Regions from separate parts of the Mus musculus genome. Here region 1 is linked to region 2. Evidence: chromatin contacts called from ENCODE Hi-C data. All regions are on one chromosome and are shown on one strand. Each heading gives the region's core, a stretch centred on a gene start or an enhancer-like site at or near the end of the contact. The rest is flanking DNA. Distances are from core to core; before and after follow the strand shown. Region 1 has its middle 11 kb from the start of Nxph3. Region 2 holds the start of Dlx3 (distal-less homeobox 3).

Evidence for each region. A loop is a pair of places that touch in the nucleus more often than their neighbours do.
Region 1: a loop to region 2 is called in a map of CH12.LX, with 2.4 times the contacts of the local background. The contact joins the enhancer-like site here to the promoter of Dlx3 in region 2. A Hi-C loop is called at or near these places in 2 of 37 maps with a recorded cell type or tissue (CH12.LX and regulatory T cell).

The regions. Positions count from the first base shown.
Region 1 is chr11:95,502,660-95,505,359 of GRCm38, forward strand. No RefSeq gene overlaps it. Among named protein-coding and RNA genes, the nearest start is that of Nxph3, 11 kb to the right of the region's middle. Within about 2 kb of position 1,299, at least 2 of the 3 ENCODE cell types and tissues checked have a DNase peak (open chromatin) inside an H3K27ac peak, as active enhancers do.
Region 2 is chr11:95,118,799-95,121,535 of GRCm38, forward strand. It overlaps Dlx3 (distal-less homeobox 3), which reads left to right and starts at 1,319. Exons shown (of 3, transcript NM_010055.4): 1 at 1,319-1,848. The coding sequence starts at 1,524.

The DNA of each region.
Region 1 (2,700 bases), core at 49-2,548, 380 kb after region 2:
TGGGGGAGCTTACTACCCCCTCTCAGAGAGGCCAGGGGACCACACCAAAATCACCTAGCAAGGAAGACTCAAACCCAACTCCCTTCAGACATATGCTGACTCTACATAGCCTAACCCTAACTCCAGGGAGAAGGGAGCTCAGGTTCCCTGGCACCCTGGAGACTTCTCTTTTCCCAAGCCACAAAAGGAGTCCTGGGTTAGGCCTTCTGGAATAAAGAAGATGGCCGTTGGGGGCTAGAAGATTTATTTATTTTACAATTGATGATCCTAGCCCCTCATCACCATTTCCCAAGAGTGAACTGTGAAGACCATTCTAGAGAAGACAACGGTCCACTGAGGATGGGAAGGACGTGTGCCAACACTGTGTTTCCTCTGTTGCCCTCGCTCTTCGTAGGGTTGCAGGGGTGCAGCAGCCAATTCCTGTCCTCCTGAGAAGGAAGGTATTCACAAAGAGTACCATCAGGCACAATAGGGGTGATGTCACACACACAGCTCAAGGGGCCAAGGTACTTGGGTTCGGGTAGCGTCACACTACAGTCCTGGGGAAGTACCACCCAGACCATTCAGAGGTGGCCCCACACCGCCTGCCTCAGGGAGCCACAACAGTGTGCCCTGTGTGCACTCTCTCTTTCTCCCGAGTCCATCGGGGATGCCCACATTCTCTAAAAGTCCCAAAGTGAGCAGGTACACAGTACTGCACATACAGTCCAAGTTAGGATCCGGCTCTGCAGAGGCTGGGAAGAGAGGATGGCAGAGGAAGCAGGTTTGGGGGTATCCAGTATAGGAGGACAGTAAGGATGTCATACAAAGACCCTACGTATTAAAAGACCCTATCCAAGCCGGGCGTGGTAGCGCACGCCTTTAATCCCAGCACTCAGGAGGCAGAGGCAGGCAGATTTCTGAGTTCGAGACCAGCCTGGTCTACAAAGTGAGTTCCAGGACAGCCAAGGCTACACAGAGAAACCCTGTCTCGAAAAACCAAAAAAACCAAAACAAAACAAAACAAAAGACCCCATCCATAAAGCTAAGCCAAGCTGCTCCCGTGCTGGGGCTATCATTCGGGACTGTGGGGAGGGGGCGGGGCCTGTGGCTCCCACACCCTGGAGCCACTTCCTCTTGAGACTCCTGTTTCTGTCCCAGCCCCTGGCAGCTCATTGACCCCAATAGAACACTTCCTCTGAGTCGATGGCTCCAGTGTAAACCCATGCCTCTTGTCTGGGTCTCCTGGCCCAGCGGAGACCAGCTGGAAGTTAGAGAGGCTTTATTAAACAATATTTGTTGAGTGAATAAGTACCAAGGAAGAACAGAAGGGGTATTAACGGATGATGTCCACAAGGCCTATAAATAGCCCAGCTCACGAGTCTGGGTTTCGGTCTGTCCTTGCCAGGGCTTGGCAGACTCTGGCCAGGCTGGACTCATTCTGCCATTACAGGGAGGGGTCTTTAAGCTACGAGACCCCTCTGCAGCCCACCAAAGTGACCCCTTTCCCCTTCCACACCCAAGACAATGAGACTGAAGAGAGACCTTTATAGACACTGCTTTCCTTTGGTGGGTACAGAGGTACCCCTGTTTTTTTAACCAGAGCAACAGAAAGGAATCTGAATCATGTTTTCTTCTACCCAGATTGGCCTGGGGAAGGGCCAGGGTCCTGTAAGCAGACCGTGCAGGTCCTGCTCTCGGCTCAGAGCCCACACGGACAGCATCAGGCTTTAGAGCTTGGTACCCTGTTTCCCAAGGATCTGTTCTGCAAAACCACACCCCGACATGCCCCAGCTGTGCCCTATAGACCAAGCCAGAGTTCTGGCTGTGCTGGCTATTCCAGGCTCTCTGTGGCCACCACAATGGGAGGCATGGGAGGCAATGCCAGCTCCCTCAGGGCTGAAAGGCCAGCCACTCCTCCGCCCTGTCAACAGTGCCCCCTCCTGTCACTAACCCCCTTCTGCCTCTGGACTTCCAAAGCAGTGTTGTTGCAGGTAATTAAAGGGTTTTAATTAAATTAGGATCCCATCTGGCTGGGATCAGTCAGGCCCTTAACGAGGATTGTGTGTCACCAACATCAGAATGTGTATGGGGACTTAGACACGTGAGGACTGAATTTGGGGCCTGGAGGTCCTTCAGATGGGGGGCAGAGAATCCTGAGCTCCCTGGGGCTCCCTGAAATAAAGCGACTTGTACCACCTCCATAAATGAGGCCATGGAAGGGGAGAGCAGCAGTTTCCTTCTTGCCCAGGAGTCTCTAACATTTCTGAGATGTGTTGGGATGTGTGGGCGTTATTTCAGTTCTACCAATAAGGAGACCAAAGTCTGGAAACTGAAGTGCTTCAACACGAGATTCAACAACAGCTTCAAGAAATGGAGATCTTGAGGGCATGAGGGCCCCTGCCTATAGCCTTTGCCCTCGCCCTCAGAGATAGAGGTAGGAGGACTGGGAAGAGCCCAAGGGCAGCTTCTGGTATATATACCTGGGCTAGGCCAGCCTGGGCTATATGAGGCCTTGTCTCAGGAAGGGGGAAAAAGAGGAACCCTAAAACAGAGGGTTGAAGATGATGGGAATTTCATTTTTTCTCACATACAGAAGTCTGCAGGCAGCTTAGGGTTCTCAAAGACCATATCCCCATCCAGCTTGCCACTCCCCCACGTCTCCGTGGCACTTATGCTAGCATCTCCAGGCTAGTGTCCACATTTGCCAGATAGCAGGGT
Region 2 (2,737 bases), core at 69-2,568:
AAGAATTAAAATTGGGAGAAGCCTCCTTCCTCCAAGGATAGGTTTGGGAGCAGAAGTGGAGATGCAATAGAGAAATGAGATTGGCACCCAGAACAGTAAATATTACCCGGGAACTGGACTTTGAGAGCCAGACAAGACTAGGGGGGTTGGAGATTGCTCCAAGGTGAGAAACATCTTCATTGGGGCCTCCATGGACAGAAGAAATTGAGTGAAGTACATGGCTCCTGTCTATTGGAGATAGATGGATCTGAGCATGTATCTATGCACATTTGGGCATACCCAGCTCACAGGTCGGTCATTCAGGACCCTACACTTCCACTGCCTCACACTACATACAGAGACACACTCTCATGCACACAGGTTCTCACGGGCACTCTTGCACACACTGTATTTTGTGTATTTTGCGGAAGATGTAACATAGATCTTTCACCCCTAACAAAGTCTGTGCTCCTAAGAGCTGTCCCAGACTGAGTGGACCCTGCCTCCAGACTTCCTGAAGAACACAGAAAGCCAGCCTCATAGGGACTGACTGCCTCGTGGCTCTTCCATTCATGAAAGGGCACACATATAGCTGGGGGTACCTCTGTCTTCTAAAGCAGCCCCTAAATCCATACAGCCTTGCTCCAGTAGGGACTTGCAGGCCCAAGGTGTTCTTGCTTGGTGAGACTCTTCCTTCAGAATTTAAAATTTTATATTTCACATCTGCAGTGTCATTAAGATAACATATTAAGCCAGGGCCATACGGAGAAACCCTGTCTCGAAAAAAAACAACAAAAAACAAAACAAAACAAAACAAAAATATAATATATTTATATAGTCCAACCTTTTTTTCCAATTTTAAAAGTGATCAAAATATTTTCATGGACCCTGGGTCTTTGCCACTTTCTGTCTGTCATTTGCATAGACCACACATACATCATTAAGGACCACCTCCTTCCACAAACACCCAATGGGTAAATTCCCCTCCTTCCTCATCTCACCTAAGCCCACCCCTGGCCACTAAAACAGACCGATTAGTAGATCCTGGGGGCTCCGCACAGCCAACCCCTCCGCACATTTGGGGGATTTATCGGAGGTAGAGCATAGGAGGAACACAGTGGCGCTGGGGGGAGTGTGTGTGTGTGTGTGTGTGTGTGTGTGTGTGTGTGTGTGTGTATTAGGGGTAACAACAAAGAGGGTTGAGAGGGTTGGGGGAGCCAGTGAGAAAGCGCGAGCGTGTTTTGCCTCGAAGGCAAGACTTGCAGCCAATCAGCGCGCAGGAGCCTCCCTCGGCGACTCCAACATTGAGTCTATAACCGGCTGGCCGGGCGGAGCTGGCAGCATTTGACTGTGGCTTGGGACGCGGAGAGAGGCACGCAGCGACTGACCGACAGCCGGCGATGGTCTAAGCGCCCCTCGGCCACCCCCTCCCCCAGACGCGACCGCGTCCTGCCCTCGCCCTCTGGACACACACCCCCACCTGGGCTCCTCCGCCCGTTCGGCGCTCCTCGGAGGAGGCCCGGGGTGTTGCGGCGCTCGCCAGCATGAGCGGCTCCTTCGATCGCAAGCTCAGCAGCATCCTCACCGACATCTCCAGCTCGCTCAGCTGCCATGCGGGCTCCAAGGACTCGCCCACCCTGCCCGAATCTACAGTCACTGACCTGGGCTATTACAGCGCTCCTCAGCATGACTACTACTCGGGCCAGCCCTACGGCCAGACGGTGAACCCCTACACCTACCACCACCAGTTCAATCTCAATGGGCTCGCAGGCACCGGCGCTTACTCGCCCAAGTCGGAATATACCTACGGGGGATCCTATAGGCAGTACGGAGCGTACCGGGAGCAGCCTTTGCCTGCCCAGGACCCAGGTGAGGATGCCCGGGTTGTGGAGAGGGTGCGAGGGACTCTAAGGTTCCCAAGCAAGAGGAAGTCTGGGAATAGGAGCTGAAATCTAGGGAAACTCGAGGTTAAGAAATGGAAGCGTTGGAGATTAGAGGAGACCGGGTTAGATGACCTCCAGAGGGGTGAACGACACTCCGAAGAGGCGCGCACTGTGCGCCGCGGTCTCTTGGAGATTCCAGGGCAGCTGGAGCCACCGGGAGCTCCTTCTGAGTGATCATGGGGGCCTTCAATGCTGCCATCCCGCTGGCACTTGAGCCGGAGACGAAAGACGGTCGCCGAGAGCTGGAGGGGAGTCAGCGAGGACTGGAGGTTCCAGGGCCCTTCTTTTGGATGCCGTCAGGGGAAACCCGGAGTAGTGAAAGGCTTGTGGAGAAAGACCCAAAGAAGTCCCAGAAATGGAGGAGAGACTGGGAAGTAGAGATGCGGAGAGAGAAGTGGGGACGGCGAGAAAGAAATGTGGGGGGGGCGGTAAGATAAAGCGCACAGCAGAAAGCAACAGAGGAAATGAAGAAAGGGCGGGGAGGAAAGAAAGAAAAAGGAGGAAAGAAGAGGGAAGGAAGAAAAAGAAAACAGAGAGAAAGGGAAAAGAGACAGAGAAAACGCTTGTACTGTCCTTGCAAATTTTTTCCTGAAACAAATGATCCTGAACTAGAAAGCGTATTAAAAGGAGATGGGGAGGAGGGGGGACAAGAAGTGGGAGACGCCACCGCGGCTAGGTGGGTCACCAGAGAAGAGTGGCTGAGCCGGGAAGGCGTCGTGAGCGAGCCGCGCGGTCCTCGCCCAGTCGGTTGCTGGCGCCGGAGTCGGCGCTCCGAGGCCCCGGGTGCCGAGCTGGGAGCGCCGCGTCGTGGGCGG